Linked DNA regions of Mus musculus: region 1 is linked to region 2. A link is a loop called in an ENCODE intact Hi-C map of the cell type or tissue named here. Cell type or tissue: left cerebral cortex. All regions are shown on one strand. Links, peaks and the distances in the headings refer to the core of each region. The heading gives the core; the rest is flanking DNA. Region 1 has its middle 73 kb from the start of Phf3. Region 2 has its middle 10 kb from the start of Phf3.

Region 1 (8,715 bases), core at 190-8,189, 84 kb after region 2:
ATGAACATGTACATGCATATGTATACGAATGTGTATATGTATACCAAAAGTGTACATGTTTTAACACTCCATCTCATGAGTAAGTGGTAAGTTTTGCTTTTAACACTAAGGTTCTGCTTATACTGTGACCAGAGAATCATTCAAACATTCAAAAAGCCATGTATATACTAAGACAAATGGTAGTTATGTCCCATGGCCAATAGGAGAAAGGGGGCGAGATTATATGTTGCGTGGGTTTTACGTTCAATTAAAGAGCTGTTGTTACTGCCAAGGACTGTGTACCACCATAACCCTTAGGGTTATTGTGCCATGCTTCTCACTGCTGGGGTTCACAGGCACACAGCTGGGTTGGACTGTTGCTTGCTTTGTCCCTTTGGAAGCTTGTGTGATGCCTTCTTTTACCATGTAAGCTAGTCTGCACGGAGGAAGCTTGCAGGTCAGTTCCAGTTCAGGAGCTTGTGAATGCTGTATCTGAATGAAGCGCATGATGTCTTCACCAATAGGCAGATCTGTGGGGGGACTGCCTTGATTATGTTCAGATGAAGCTGGGACCACTGTGGTGCCAACCGTTTCCTGGGCAGCGGTCTCTGAACTGTGTAAATGTGGAGAGAGGGAGCCAGGCAGTAGCATGCAAGCATGAATGCATCATTCTTTGCTTTGGACTATAGATGTAATGTAACCAGCTGCTTCAAGTTCCTGCTGTCTGGACTTCTCCCACAATGATGGATTATAACCCGGAATAGTGAGCTAAATGATCTTTCTTCCTTAAGTTGCCGTTTTCAGAGTATTTTATCACAGCAACAGGAAGGCAAGCAAGACATTGTGCCTTGTGCGTGGGCTTCCAAAGAGACACTGCAATCCAAGCATGATTTAAAAATATTTCCTCTTTAAGGTTATTTTCTGTTTTTTTTTTTTTTTTTTTTTTTTTCAAGGACTCAATCAGAAAGCTGACTAAGGAAAAGCTTTTACAGCTTAAGTGAGGGAGGGAGTGTTCCGATGCCCCTTGAATATGAGTGGGTCTCCCCAAAGAAGTAGGTAGAGGCTACAAATAGGATGCGACAGGACCCCAGCTGAGTAAGGCAGATCTGTCATCTTGAAAGTAGCTGCCAGGTGTTTCCTCTGTTGCTCGCTGAGAGAAACTCCGGAAAGGTTCAGGTTTCTGAGTAACCTGTGATCTCACTCTTGCAGTGAATCATCCTTAAAGAGCTTCGTCATGAACACAGGATGGTTGAAGAAGAGTTCAGCAAACTGCTTCTCTTAGATCACTGATCTACTGGGTTCTGCCTCTCTCCTGTTCTACTCAGTGCTAAGGGTTATTCCAGGAAGGAAGTTTTCAGAGAGGAATAAATAATAGGTAATAACTTAAGTGTTACCGATATTGAACAAACTCCACGGCCACTCTATGATCTTGGTATTATAAAAAGGACCCCAGTCTTCCAGATACATTTCCCATTTGTTCAGTATTGCCTGGCACCAGGCCAGCATGGAAATCCAAAAAAGATTGGACTAATTGGTAACATAGAAACAGCTGGATTGTAATACTGCAGCACCAGATTTACTGAACCATAGATTCTGAAACTAGAAAATCTTTGAGGGGGGATATATCTCATCAGAACACATGGGACCAGATCGGGGCTCCATTGCTCCAGGGATCTAGGGAAAAGTTTCAATGACTTGTGATTTATTGAAACGAACCAGTGTGCTTTTTTCCTTCAGATCTGCCTGGGGGCTCTGTCATTCTTATTCCTGATGATATCTTGGGTAAAGTCCCTCAACTCTTTGATCATTTTCAGGTCTCAGGGAAATGTTTTCTGTTTTTAAACATCCCATTGAATCTGAACCGTATTCCCCATCTTCTACTTAAGTCTAACTTGAGTTGTATTTGATGCAGGCTTGAAAGGTGATGGGAAAGTGGGGCAGGTCTCATATGGACTGTGTTGCATTTTCTTGTTTCTGCTGCTCAATGCCCCACTTGGCTGTGTTGGGCTTCTCTAAGAACATTTTGAGGATCCGTGATTAAAAAAAAAAAAAAAAAAGTAGGGCATGTCTTCCTTGTCTACAACTGCTTGGTCTAGCTGCTGGATGTGGTCTCCCTGCAGTTACAATGTTGCTATTTAGATGCCCTTTCCAGTTACAATGTTGCTGTTTAGATACTCTTTCCACTCTGAAGTTACTGAAAAGACTAACATCTCTCTGAGCTTGTGAGACGCCACTTCTCCTTGAGATAATTTACCTCTTTGGTCAATGGCTTCTCTTAGCCATTCCCACGAGGCTCCTGCTGTGTGTGTTCTTTGTGGAAGTGCACCTGTGAGCCCCAGATGCCCTGCTACTGCCCTGCCATCAGGGAAAACTTCAGTCAGACTCTTGCCTGGAAGATACTTTAGATGTAGATCAGGTGCTCCTGACTCTTTACTCCAGGGAACTCAGGTCTGTTTCTGACATATTTCTCCCTCTCTCTACTCTGGTTCAGTAGAGTGTGTCAGTGTGGATTGGCAGAAGCTGTCCATGGGGAAGAAATTGTGAGTCTTCTCTGGCATGGGTCTCTGTTTTCTGTGAATACTTTTAATATTATTTTCCTTTTTTAAAATGTACATTCAAATCCTTCCTCTTATTGTGTACAATCTTCTTTCAGAAGTTTATTTTCATTAAAAGTTTCGGTTCTCATCATACCGCCTTTTTTACACATAGGCTGGAGATGGATGATAGGACCTGTTTAGTTCCTGTATCCATATGGATGACCTCCTGTCTCCTCTTATGCATTGTCCTTGAGAGCTTTGTGGATGCTTGTGTGATTCCCAAGTGGGATGCTCCTTTGTATTTGTAGATGACATTCTGCCATTGGACCTTTCCCATGGCTTAGATCCATCAAATTGTCCAACAATTCATTCGTTAAAAGACACTGGGGTTATTTCCAGTTCAGTGCCTTAAAAATAAATCTATTATGACCATTCATAGATGTGTTTTTGTGTGAGCATAATTTTGAATTTTAGAAATATGAAGATTTTAGTATAAATGTTTGGTTCTAGGGATGATGTGTACTTTTGTTTTAAACAAGGAACTTGTTTAAAAGGAGGATTACTTTTAGTTCTCAACCTGAGACAATCTCAAATCATCTAGAAATGAAGTCTAAATAAAGGATTGTCTAAATTGGGTTGACCTGTAGGCATGTCTGTGGTGAGGGTTGTCTTATTAATTCACATAGGAAGACCATGTCCACTATGGGCGGCACCAAACCTAGCAGGGGATCCTGGACTGCACAAATGTAGAGAGCAAGCTGAGCACTAATAGGCACTCATGTGTTTATTCCCTTTGCTCTGAGTGTGAATGTGATGTGAGCGGTTGTTTTAAGATCCTCTTGTCTCAGATTCCCCTAAATGATGAACTGTAACCTGCAATGGTGAAAAAAAAAAGCCCTCCTCCTTTAAGTTGCATTGTGTTAAGATATTTTATCACAGCAACAGAAATCAAATGGTGATGCTGCCAACCCAGCTTTCTAGAGTGACTGTACCATGTTACAGTCTGCATAGACTGTACTGTGTGACAAAGATTTTCCAAGTTTTTATCCTCATGTGGAACCATCATGTTATTATTATTATTTTTGTCATTCCAGTAGATATGTCAGGCTATCTAATTATCCATAAACTATTTTTAGACTTTTGAGTTTACACAAACTAGTTATTCTCAGCTTTGAGGCATCATGTGAGACTTAGCAAATAAGAAACATTCAATTTAAATCTGTTGCATGTTCCTTCAGATATCCTCTGACTTAGTATAGTCTACAATCTCCCAGGAAGGCATTGCCTTATTAGTCACATGTAATTTGGCAGGAGCAGCTCACATTGCACCTGTCTACTCTCATGTAATCTGTATCTATTGGGCAGATCTGGCAGAATGGTAGGGTGTCTGCCAGAAATCTATTTGCATATGAGACGTACACATTTTCTAGGAGACTGACAACTCATCTTAAAGACAGAGCCAGGCAGACAGGTTTTCCTACTAATAAAAAACCCTCCACATTTGCAGCAAGAAGATCAGACAGGTTTTGTGGCCAGTTGGATTGATTTTCAAACTCTATGCCAAATTTATTTCCTAAGTTGAGCATAGAAAAGTAGAAGAGGCTGAAATTAAAGATAGAAATGTCATTCTTGCAGAATTTGACTTTAGGTTCAAAGAAGAACCAACACAGGACTCAAGAAGCTGAGCATAATGTACAAAGGGAAAGTCTTACTTCTTCAGAGAAACACTGTGGAGCTCTGACCCTTGACTTCACTAGCAACAACAGGTGAGGTACCCAATAGGGAGACTTAAGGTAGCTATGGAATACCACTCTTTGAGGCAGAAACTGTGAGAGAAGCCGTCTGAAAATATTTGTAGAAAGGCAGAGGAGATGACTCATTGGGTATAAACACATGGTCTGCCAGCATGAGGAGCTGAGTTTTAATCCTCAGCACCCCAGTAAAGAGCTATGTATGGGTGTATATACTGGTCCTATGCCCAGCATAGGTAGGCACAGACAGGTTGATGCTGAGAACTGATTGGCCTGCCAGCATAGCTAAAATGGCAAGCTTCTAGTTAGTTCAGTGAGAGACCCTGTGTCAGGGCAATAAGGTGGCTTCCATATACATATCCACACAGATGTATGTGTGTGTACCCTCATGCAGTACACACACACACACACACACACACACACACACACACACACACACATTTGGTAGGTGCTGGGAAGAAGTATGTTTTGTATACTAATTGGAATTCCCTGTTTAAGACTCTATGGGTACTGCAGTACTCCAAACTAGCACACAAGAAACAGTGAACTACGACAATGCCCAGATATAGAAATAGATATTACAGTTTAGTGATTCCCACCTTCCTTCTTTATTTCCTCATGGCCGTTTTCTTCCTTTCTGTTCTGTTTTTTTTGGGAAGGGCAATGCCAAGGTTTCAACTCAGGGTCTTGTACACGGTAATCCAGCATTCTGTCACCAAGGTACATCTCAGTCCTTTTTCTTTTTCGTTATACTATTAGTTTTGGTCCAGGAGGAACAAGCCAGTAAGCAGCAGGCTGCCATAACCTCTGATTCAGCTCCTGCCTTCCAGTTACTGCCATGTTTGAAGTCTTGCCAGGACTTCCCCTTAGTGATCACTGTACTGTGGAATTTCACACTGAAATTAACCCTGTCCTTCCCAAGTTGTTTATGATCATGTTTTATTACAGTGACAGAAACCCTAAAAACCAACAATATACAACCAATAACTTTGTATTTAGCACATGCATCTTATAATAATAATATTTGAGAACAAATCAAGACATTTGCTTACAACTCAGGTCAATCAAACTCATCTTAATTATCCAAAAAAAAAAAAAAAAAAAAAAAGAAGAAGGAAAGAAAGAAAGAGAGAGAAAGAAAGAAAAAAGAGGGCTGGAGATATAACTCAGTGGTTAAGAGCACTGACTGCTCTTCCGAAGGTCCTGAGTTCATATCCTAGCAACCACATGGTGGCTCACAACCATCAGTACAACTACAGTGTAATCTTATGCATAAAATAAATAAAAAAAGGGGGGGGGAGCAACAAAACCAAACACAAAAAGCTTCTTTAAAAAAATATTCAAAAAAAGAGATCATCAATTTAAACCCATTTAAACCATAGTATCATTGCTCTGTATTGAAATATATTTTGTTGTGTTAATAATAACAACAAAATTATGCTAATTGTTTGAGAAATTTTAACTGACGAGTAAGTATTTAGGATGTACAACATGATATGGGTTGACATGTAGGATGGTGAGACACTACTACCTTTATACCTATACTTATTTTTGTGGCCAGACCACCTAGCAATCCTCAACACGGTAATGTAAGTCTCTGTGATCTACAATAGAGCCCTTGAACTTCTTCTTGCTTTACGGAGATCTTGTGTCCTCTGACTAACAACTCCCCCATCCTCCCGTGTTCCAGCCAAAGGTAATACACCTTCTATGAGCTTAAATTTTCAGTGTTCACTTGTTACATGTTTGCCTTCGTGTCTGCTCTTGTGTCTGCATTACTTCACATAACAGATGCCTTCTGGGTCATTCATGATAGTATAGAATTTCCTTTTTTTTTTTTTTTGAGACTGGATCATATTCCACAGTTTATGCATATACATTTTACCCAATCTGTTTGGTGGATAATTTACTTTCTTAAATTACTTTAGTGTCACCATATAATAATGTTATATTTATTTACATTTTTGATGAAACAATTCTCCAGAATATTTTAACTAAACCAATCTCTCTTCCTCCTGCCCTCCTTGTTGATAATAGCCACAATGAGAACAAGACAATATATTGATCTGCTTTTGGTTTCCATTTTTTCCTGATCATTGGTGGTTTTGTTTTTTTCATATGCTGCTTGCTAGTCATTTGTTAAACCATTGGACCCCTCAAATCTCTTCTGATAGCTTGGGCACCCTGGGGTCTTCTTGTAGAACTTTAGCTCTGGCATTATGTATCCTGATCCCTTTGGGGTTTTGTTTTGTTTTGACACACGTTTTTTACCATGTCCCTTTGGCTAGAACTTGCTGTATAGATCAGGCTCTTTTCAAACTCACGGAGATCCACCTGCCTCTGCCTTCCCACGGCTGCGACTTAAAGGAGTGTGGTACCTAGTACACCTGGCTCACTTAGTTTCAAGTCGGCTTATGGACTCTGGTGCTAGCCTGTCAAGTGAGACAAAAATGAGTCTCCTCTGCTGGTGTTGAGACAGAACAGACAGTGAACCCCAGACACTCTTCATTTTCCTTTCAGAGGAAGGAGAGCGGGCACAGATGGTTTCTGCGTCTGCTTTGCCTGCTCTGTGGGACAGAGACACAGTACTCATGGCTGAATCGTTTAGCCCTTTCTCTGGACTCTTGCTTTGTTTAGCAAAGGCTGAGTCATTAGATTTTGAGGAGAATAGGGCTTTTGTTTGTTTTGTTTTGTTCTGCTTTTTTGAGACAGGGTCTTTATGTAGTCCTGGTCATCCCGGCAGACTAGATTGGCTTCAAACTCTTCCTGCTTCTGCTTACCAAGTGCTGGTATTAAAGAAATACACCACCACGCCAGGCAATCCTGGCTTCCTTTGAATATCTGGAGTTAATCTGGAGTCTTTGTAAGGATAGAAGGTTGGAGCCTGGTGTACATCCCCGGCCTCCACATAGCTTTTAAAGTAGTCCTCTTCAAATGCTTAGCTCTGTTCTTTGCCTGCCCTTAGAAATGTTGATACTGCTCTACCTCGGCTGCAGCCTCTCTGCTCATTTCATAGCCAAATAGGTTCAATGCCATTAAACGGAATACAACCTCGTGTCCTCTGTGGTGGCTATAGGACTTCTAAAATAGATGATCAAAAATAATTTTTATTTAGGTGTTGGTGTGAGTGTACGCTATCTGCCCGATGCCAATGGGGAAGAGAAGAGAGTGTCCGATCCTCTGGAATAGGATAGAGCTCGTGAGCTGCCTGGTGGGAGGGCTGGGGACTGAATTACTCCCTTCCTCTGAATAGCAAGAATAGCAAGCTCCCCAGCCTCTAAAAATAGACGAATTCCATATCACTGCTCTTTAAAATGAACTCAAAATAGATTGATAGCTCAGTGTCTCCGCATACTACAACCCTCAAGTTCAGTTGGGTAGCCCGCATGTATACGGCTTTGTTCTCAGGAAACCACACTGTTCTGTTCTTTCTGTAGTTTCTTGTGTCATATTTAATGAAGAACACGTTGAATCTAGCACGCGCTAGCTGTTCTCCGGACCCATAGCTATGTTCTGTGCATTTAATCAGAGAAGAAGAAATGAGAGCTCTTTGATACTTTCGGTAGCATTTAGGCCTGTGCATGAATGCAGACCGTTTCACTGCTGCCTCTTTAAGCTTCAGCCCAGTAAGAATCTAACGGGTAGAAAAGACCTTTTTTCCCCATCCAGAACAGTGTCAACTCTTAGTACTTCACATCTCCTCTTTAACTTTAGCAATTTGTACACATTTGGTGATTGTGAAAGAAGAGGAAGCTAGGCATCTCTGTCCTTGCTGGAAGTATGGGTTACAGTCAGATTCTACCGGGAGTTGGGTGAACGATTGAACCTGTTTGGCTAATTGCTGACAGACAGAATGGTTAAGTGCCAATGCCTGAAAGAATGAATTTATTCCTTAGGTGGATGTTCTTCAACACCCAGATGGACAATGTTGAACAATTTCATTGTAACAATTTAACATATTTACTTATCTGGGTGGCTCTTTTGTTCTAAGTGATCCTTGGAGAGCCATTCAGATCATATGTTGTTTAAAAATTAAGTCTTCTGCATGGTCACATTATTGTTTTATAGCACTCAGACGTCTGGTAATTTCTGCTGCCAGAGGCTCCTGGAAGAGATGCTCTCCCATGTTTTGTGGAGAAGAGTTTGAGGATTTGAACAGGTGCTAAGTTAAACTTTCTAATGTTTATAGTAACTCACCAGAAGCCTGGAAAACAAACCATGTGCAATCCTTTCAATAATTGGGACTCTTTTTATTTCGATGCAAAAACTTGGCTGACACAATTAACATCCAAGAATAACATTCTAATAAAAACATTAAATGATTTCCCTAGAGAACAGTTACTCCGATAATATGTCAGGTTAGGATTTACTTTATCAATTATCTTGTGACATAGATTTACAGAATTGTGACTTAATGCTATGCCCTTAGTGTTTATTATCTAATCAAC
Region 2 (8,715 bases), core at 327-8,326:
GGGATAGATAAACATGTGAGCCAATTAAGGAAGCTGTGGGTGTGTGGGGAGAGTGGCACAGAGGAGATGGCCTTACAATTGTAGTCTTTAAAAGGTTCCTACTGCTTACAAAGGACTGGGGTAGAGGGAGGCTTACTTTATCTGATCTTGCCTTACTAGCTACTCTCTGCTGACCACTGGTATGTGATGGCAATTATCCATTCCTGAATAGGGAGGGCACTTCCTTTTATCCATGAATCATGTGGAAGGCTCACCTGGCTAGCCATGCTTGGAAGGAAAGTCAATATGGGAGAAAGCCTGTCAGGATACAGTGTTCTGGGTGAGACTGTGATGTTCAATGGTTATCTCACTAAAAAAGTTCTAGATAATTTATGCCTCTGTTTTCATCTCATGTTGGAACATAAAAATACTTAAACCTTTTCTAAACTAACATGACAGTGTGTATCTTCAAAATGGTTTCCACAGAAAATTTTACTACACAAATGTTGTACTTTATTTTTTAAAATACTTGATTACGTTGACTTATGTTGCAGGGTAGGTGTGTGGGCCATGATATAGGTGTGGAGGCCAGTGGCCAATTGCAGGAATTGGCTTTCTTCGATTATATCAGATTTCAACCTTCAAAATGGCATGACCCTTTAACACAGTTCCTTGTGCTGTGGTGACCCCTAACCATAAAATTATTTTTTTAAAAAATATTTATTTATGTATTATATGTAAGTACACTGAAGCTGTCTTCAGACACTCCAGAAGAGAGCATCAGATTTCGTTATAGATGGTTGTGAGCCACCATGTGGTTGCTGGGATTTGAATTCAGGACCTTTGGAAGAGCAGTCGGCAATCTTAACCGCTGAGCCATCTCACCAGCCCCATAAAATTATTTTTGTTGCTACTTTATAACTGTAATTTTGCTACTGTTAAGAATCATAATGTAAATAGTTTTGGAGATAGAGGTTTGTCAAAAAGTTGCAACCTACAGGTTGAGAACCCCTGGTCTACCATATGGACCCCAGGGTTTGAACTCAGGTGGTCAGGCTTGGTGCCTTTCTTGCTGAGCCATCTGTAGCCAGCTCCAAATGCCCAATTATGTTTATGATTTGTATATTCTCAGACCAGAGTGGCACCATCTGGAGGTGTGGCCTGGTTGGAATAGGTGTGTCATTGTCAGTGTGGGCTTAAGACTCTCACCCCAGTTGCCTGGAAGTCAGTCTTCCACTAGCAGCCTTTGATGAAGACATAGAACTCTCAGCTCTGCCTGTGCCTTGACAGCCTGGATGCTGCCATGCTCCCACCTTGATGATAATGGACTGAACCTCTGAACCTGTAAGCCAGCCCCAATTAAATGTTTTTTTATAAGACTTGCCTTGGTCATGGTGTCTTTTCACAGCAGTAAAACCCTGACTAAGACACATCCTAAGTTAAAACTGCTGGGTTTGGCCTGTGGTGGCGCATACCTTTAATCCCAGCACTCAGAAGGCAGAGGCAGGTGGATTTCTGAGTTCGAGGCCAGCCTGGTCTACAAAGTGAGTTTCAGGACAGCCAGGACTATACAGAGAAACCTTGTCTCGGAAAAACCAAACCAAACAAACAAACTGCTGGGTTTGAAGGTATAAAGCCTGAACCATCTCCAATTTGACCTTTTGAATAGTCCTGAGTGATGGGTACACCCAGTGCAGGGAGACACTGGAAGGTGCCAGCTGTTGTCCCAGAGAGAGTGTCCAAGTGGCACAATGCCAACAGAGACTACAGGATCTAGCACCTGTGACATGATGCTTCTGTGTTATGGCACCAAGACATTGGAAAATTGACAACCGTGTTCTGAGTCCCCAACCTTGCCTAGCCTCCTTGTGAACCATGATCCTTTTGTCCTAAGAGTGCCTTGGTCAGAGGCCAGCAACAAGAGGTCACCCTAGAATGAGAGCCTTAATGGCTGGAGGACCAGCAAGGGTCACACCCACAAACTGTGATGCAAAACTCTGGCCCCCAGAGGCCCCAGGGATCTCCAGAATTTAAGGCAGGACATCAAACAGGACAGCCAACAGGGACTTGTAGGGGCTTGTTCTATCTATGGCAACAATGGTGTTTCAGACAAACATAATCTTTTGCCTAAGGCTGGGCAAGCCTAGTCCCTTGTCTGCTGCTCAGCTGTTCAAGAAAGAGCAGATGAGCCCCCAGGGCTGCTTGGGTTGGCAATCAAGACTGATTTGGGCATTTGTATTATATACTGTCTTCCTTGGCTTTATTTTAATTGGACTTTGTTTTGCAAGGTCCAAATTGTGGCATTTTCCCATAATTTTCGGTCAACTATAAATACACACTATTAGTTTTGTGTTCTACTAAATTCATGTCTTAAGTTAGACTTTAATGCTACTCGTATCATCTGATATTAGCCATTAAGTGTTTTAAAGGACCCGTGGGTGGTTATTGCCATTAATAACCCAGGACTCCTTTCTTTTGTAACCCATGACATGGGTAAAAGACAAAATACTCTTAAAAAAGAAGAAAAGCCTAGTAGTGGACAAATGTGGATTTGGGTACCTGATTGAAAAAAAAAAGATACAAATACCATGTTTATATCAAAGATGCTGAGGTTTTTTTGTTTTGTTTTTGTTTGTTGGGTTTTTTTTTGTTGTTGTTTGGATCAGAAATCTTTGATAGGTGAATGTGACTAAGCTATGACTGGTATTTTTATCTTCATTTTGTGTTTTGTCCTGAATTTATTAAGATTTGTCTGAAGAGATGTTTTTTGTCAATTCTTAAATCCTACCTCCTACCCCCCTTTAACAAGAGTTAGAATATTTTACTTTTTGCAATTCCTTACCAAACAATTCAAGTCAAAGTTTCTGATTATTCATTTCTATTTTTCTTTCTTACACACACACACACACACACACACACACCCGCATTTAAAACGACCGTGAAATAAAGACGTGTGGTTTAGATACTTACAGCAGGAGATGACATTCTAGAACTGCAGCTGACTGAGGACAACATAAGCTTCTTTGTAGATGTTTGCTATTAGCTACGAACTTACCAGAAGACAGAGAAGGTAAAGAGCAGGTCAACACATGCCTGTGGCTTGTTCTACCTCATGCTGATCTTACTATGCAAAGCATACTCGCTGTGAGGTTTAACCTAACAAAGTTTTTTTTTTTTTAAAGGAAGAGTTCAGACCTCAGGGTAAGGTGCTCCGCAAGTGCTGAAAACGTTGTAATTGTCTTTGCAGACTGAAGACTCAATCGTGGTCTTTAAGGGGCTCGTTTTGGTTACAGTGACCTACGACAGGCAACAGTTAAACCATAACACTTAACTGAAGGCTGGGATCGGGTAAACAAAACTGTTGTGGACTCCGTGTTTGCTCTCTGGATTTCAACACACTACTGAAGGACTCCAGGGGTTTTACCTTATAGTTGTGTCTATTGATACATTGGAAACTTAAGAAAAAAACATTTAAGAGATAACAAAAAGTAACCCTAAGTGCTATTGTCTGTCACAGATGCTATGATAGATCCTACTACAATGTATCAAGGCTGTTTGAAAACTTGAAGTGTATTTAACCGGTTCTCTGCAAGAAACTTTGACTCATTATGGTCAGAGGAATAAGGTATTTCTGGAAGGTAACATCTTGCAGGGGTCGTCCAAGGACTGCAGATCGTATTTTGAAGATTGCTTACCAAGAATTTTTTCCTTTTTTCTTTTCTTTTTTTTTTTGGTATTCAGGAATGTTTCTCTTTTAGAGACAGGGTGTGTCACTATGTAGCCTTGGCTGGCCTAGAACTCTTGAAGATCTGAATGCCTCTGCCTCTCCAGCACTGTGATGAACCACGCCTATCCCCCCAGGAACGTTTTCTTGAACCAGGCATTTGGAATTCTGAGACCATCCCAGCTAGTGGGCTGCAGGGTGGGGGCAGCGGCACCCGGAATACTCAGGCCTAACGGTTCCATTTTCATCTGACACCCAGTAAGTACAAGCACTAACGGGTCCGCTCTGCCTTGTCTGTTTTCCAGCTACTCCGCGTAGCAACCAGCGTGTGTTCCCCGCTCGGCCGCAGAGGCCTGGCAGAGCCTCGCGGGCGGCTGCGCGCAGGCTCTAGCGCGCAGGCGCGGCGCACGCTGCCCCAGCCCCCGGAACGGTAAACAGTGGCGTCACGTGACGCGGCCCCGCTCCTGCTCCCGCGCCGCCGCCGCCGCAAGCCGATGGCTGCGGGCTCTCGCGGCGCCGCACAGGCTCCACGAGGCGAGCGACCCCCGGGCTCAGGGAAGCAGCGACTGCAGCTCGGACGGGGAGGGCGGAGCGCAGGCCGGCCGTAGTGTCGTCACCGCGGCGGCGCGGGCCGGGGAGCCCCGAGCCCAGGCAGCAACGCCGACGCCCTGCGCGCACCCCCTCCGCGGCCCCCTCCTCCGCGGCCCCGCGGCCTCCATCTTCCTCTGGCTGCCGGTGGCAGCGCTCGTCTGCGGAGCGGGTGAGTGGCGGCGCCCGCCGCGACGGGCACTCGGTGGCCTCCCTCCCCCCACGCGGGCGGCCCGGGTCCTTTCCCCGCACCCCCACCTCGCGCAGCGGCCGCCTGATATTCCCGGGCCGTTCGGCCTCCCCGGCTCGCCCCGCCCCGCCCCAGCCTGCCCCGCCGTTTGGACCGCGAGCCCGAAGCGGCGGTGACGGCGCGGCCTCCGCGCGATCGCCGGGCCTCGGCTCTCGCCCGCGAGCGTGCCGGGTCTCTGTCGCCGCCGCGCGGGCAGGCGTCGCGGACTACTCCGGGTTCCAAGGCCCCGGGTCTCCGGCGCGGTGGCCGCAGCCCGCTCGCGGAGCCTGGCAGCCGGCCAGGGTCCCCGCCGAGGCCGACCCGCGCCCGAGGCCGGTCCCCGTCCCCGCATCCGGGGTGTCTGAGGCTGCGGATCGCGCGCTTTTGTGCTGGGGACCGGGACTGTGGGCCGGCTCCTTTTGACTAGTTTGAAATGGGAAGCCCGAAGAGTCCTGCTTGCCGACAGGACGTGTAATTTAATGAACCACTAGTCGATAAGTACGTGTTAATGGTGCTAAATAACTGATCATCTGACACCGGGCGGGGGTGGGGTACCCAGGGAGAGGAGAGAGTGTTGTAGCTCGCTCCAGCCAGAGGCTCTGTCCCCCAGGTGCCTCTTCTCCCTGTCTCTGGGTAGCTAAATGAGGTTTCCTAGTTGTTACAATTTGAATGTGTGTTTATTATTGCTATTGAGTAACCATTAGTAGAGCGCCGTTGCGGTTTGAGGGAGGTAGCAGTGCTTTAATGTCGGCCCGATGTTAGTCTTCATTCTTCCGACAGGTCTTTTTAAAAAAGGATCGAACAATCTAGACTTGCCCCACATTATGAATTTTGTTACCTTATTTTACACTAAAAAAAAAAACAAAAACTGATCACAGCAAATTGTACTGCTGTATTTAGTTCGTATTTTGCCATCAAACTTTGTCTTGTGTTTTCAATTTCCAAACCAACATCTCGGTTCCTGCCTTCTTAAAAATTCTTGTGTTTGGCATTTTGAAAACGTAGGTTACATTTAGTTGTTAAAAAGACAGATGAAACAGGAAGTGTTCTGTTGTAGCATCCTTATGTTTTTAATTTATAGTGCTATTTCAGAGCACAGAAGATGTTGAGAGAAAAACCAGTTATTTCAAACAGCAGTCCTTAGCATCTGACATACTTAGGTGGTAGTTTTTCTTCCCACTGTTTTCTTTGCCCGCCATTTGTATTCACAATAATTCTTAACTCCTCTTTGTCATTTCATGACCACTTACTTGCATGTGAGAACTCTAGTTTTCAATGACAACAGAATTGAGGAACCTTTGCTCTGATGAAGCCACAGAGATAATTCATTAGCAGCAGAAAGACTTGTTGCATAGGCGAAATGCGCCATTTAAAATGAATTAAGACCGGAAATTTTAAGTTTTATTTTTATAGTTGTGCCAGTGACCTGTCAAGAGGACAAGTGGCTCGTTGGTAGGGCTGAAGTTTTCTCCTGCCTGTTGTACACTTTATTGGTGTTTCCTGAAGAGCGTGTGTGGTGTAATTGGTTAGAGTGCTCATGCTTCCTAGTGGAAGAACAGTGTGCTTACCTAATGCACCACATTAGTTATATATGGGTAAGCTTCTTAGGTACATTTGTATGCTGTATATTTTCATATGCCATAAGAAAAAACTGGCCTATAAATGTAGGTAGGAATTAAGTTAGATTAAGAATTTTAGGCCAGAGAAGTTGAAACTATTTTAGCTAAAGCTACATTATTAAAATTTTAAACTTATATTCTGTTTTAGAATCAGCGAAGTGAAGAAAAGTTTGAGAGCTTTTGGTCTGTATATTATTGGCAAAAGTTGGAAGGCAGCAAGTGACAGTTCATTATCCAATCATAAAATCCTATTAAGAGTTTAGATTTTTGGAGAATCATACATATACACAGGTGTATACATAGGGAGACACAGACACTCACACAAACATGCACATGTACACAAATGTACACATTGAATTTGATGTCAGAAAGTTTGAAAGCATTATATTGGAGGGCTCTGCTGTGAGCCTTTATCATTGGGGAGAGCAGCTGCCTTGGTCCAGGGGAGAAAGTGAACTTGCAAACAAACAAACAAAAAAACAAAAGCAACAACAACAAAAAGCAAAAATAAAATGGAGAAGAGGAAGGCCAGTTTTCAGGTAGGAAAATAATAACTCACACTTGTGCAGACAGCATTGTATTTACACTGCTATGTTCATATATATGGCTGAGGATAGCTATAAATGGGATCCAGCACAGATACAAACTGAGAGAGAGAGAGAAAGAGAGAGAGAGAGAGAGAGAGAGAGAGAGATAGTTTAGATGTTTATTTTTATTGAGATATTTAGAAAACTTCTTTATTAATTAAAAGCAGGCCTACATTTTTGTTTCAGGTGTCAAAATAGGTAATAACTGGATTCCTTGGCAAGGTCATACAGTGTTTCTTTTCTGATGCATTTTGCTTTCTTTTCTTTTTTCTTTTTGTTTGTTCTTTTCTTTTTCTTTTTGTTACAGTGTTTTTCTTTGTAGCTGTGGAGGTCCTGGAACTCTGCAGACCAGGCTGACATCACAGAGATCCACCTGCCTCTATTGAGCACGCTGGGAGTAATTGTTGCTTGATTACATGTACTAGGGGATAGCAGAGCACTGGTTTGATTAAAAGTATCTGAAACCAAGCAGCTCTGACCAAAAAACAGGATTTAAAGACATTAGAGAAGCAATCAGTGTATTAAAATTTAAGGAGGCAAGTCAAGTGTTAGGAAAACATTGTATGAATTGCCAAGTACCATACATTATGTTTAGACAATTTTTTTTTGTTAGAGATAAGTATTATTTAAAACAGTATCTCACTACATAGCCTTGGCTGGCCTGAAGTACAGTGTATAGAGTGGTGGGCTCAAACTCAGAGATCTGCCTGTATTGGTGGGCACCTCCATACTTCAGGAATTACATTTTTGATCATTTGCACTGTGAAGAAAAGCTCTAAGAAAATAGTTGAGACTTAAATATTGCCCAGAAGTTTTCATCTGTTGACATAATCACATATATCAGACAGTTTTGAATGGCATGATAGATGACATAGACAGGCTAAGCATAATACTGTAATTGGTATTAGTGTGGGTGGACATGTGAAACCAAGGAGTAGGGAGAAAATACATTCAGAACTTCAGCTGGGAAGTTTACTTTCCTCCAGACGATGTGTGCATATGCACTGAGTGTAGCCATACTACTTTTTATGTGTATAGTGTGGCAAAGTACATACTTCCTGCTTTATTTTTAAAGAAAAGTGGGGTATTTGCTTAGCAATTTTACAGATTTTGTTGTGTTATTAAAGTTATAGAAACAATGTTTTATGTAAGGAGAGTGCATAAAATAAAATGTAGAAGTGCTGGCTCAGAAATCATGCTGCCTGTATTGTATTTTGAGGATATTGGGTATGTGAGCTTTGGAAAATTACATAACCATTTGAGTTTGAATTGCTCTTCTATAGAAGAGACATACTAATTGTACCCACTTTACAGACTCTGATATTTAAGTGCTAAGTGTATGTTGGTCTGGCTGTTAGTACCCATTCTATGACGGTACTTCTGCACTTAATTCAAACTTGTACTGCTGTTGAATGCTATGTAAAAGATGAAATGATGGTAAAATTTAAAAAGAACTTTTTCCTTTTACTGCTTTTGACTGGTCCAGTTCTGATTTTGCCAGGTTCGGCTTCTGCCTGCTAGTTCTTTCTCTAAGTTCATAGGTCTGCTTTAGTCTTTGGGGTCCTCATAGGCAGAGTGGCATTTATCTGTTTTTTTGGGTAAATTCACACAGACTTAATCGTCATGTTTCCCTTTATGAGGTTTTGCTGGTAGATTCTAATTCATATAACTGAAACAGAATTTGAAGTTTGTAGAGCAGTTACTTATAGGATTGTACCTAAATATTTCAGTTTTCTTTGACTATTCTAGAAGGATAACCTAGTATTTATCTATAGATTTTTTAAAAATTTAAAATAATTTAAATTTGTGTGGGTGCTTTGTCTGCATATGTGCCTGCTTCCTACAGAGGCCAAAAGAGAGTCTCAGTTCCCCTGGGACTTGAGTTACAGTTCTAAGCAAGGATGTGGGTGCTGGGAATTGGACGTGGGTCCTGTGTAAGGAATAGCAGCCAACTCTACCTCCTTATCCATGATGTTTTTATATCACTCC

The links. Peaks named below come from ENCODE experiments on the same cell type or tissue, not always from the same donor. Only the 100,000 strongest peaks of a DNase experiment are listed, where the experiment ranks them.
Region 1: it touches region 2 in a loop (2.3-fold over the local background); 7 of 42 quality-filtered maps call a loop at or near these places.

The regions. Positions count from the first base shown.
Region 1 is chr1:30,785,584-30,794,298 of GRCm38, reverse strand. It overlaps the pseudogene Gm2914. Among named protein-coding and RNA genes, the nearest start is that of Phf3, 73 kb to the left of the region's middle. In left cerebral cortex, for the core only: no CTCF peak of the experiment used is centred there; DNase peaks (open chromatin) are centred at 786, 1,111, 4,002 and 4,395.
Region 2 is chr1:30,869,326-30,878,040 of GRCm38, reverse strand. It overlaps a transcript of Phf3 not described here and Gm7256. Among named protein-coding and RNA genes, the nearest start is that of Phf3, 10 kb to the right of the region's middle. In left cerebral cortex, for the core only: a CTCF peak has its summit at 4,106; DNase peaks (open chromatin) are centred at 4,097, 4,347 and 4,702; H3K4me3 peaks cover 2,609 bases; H3K27ac peaks cover 1,863 bases.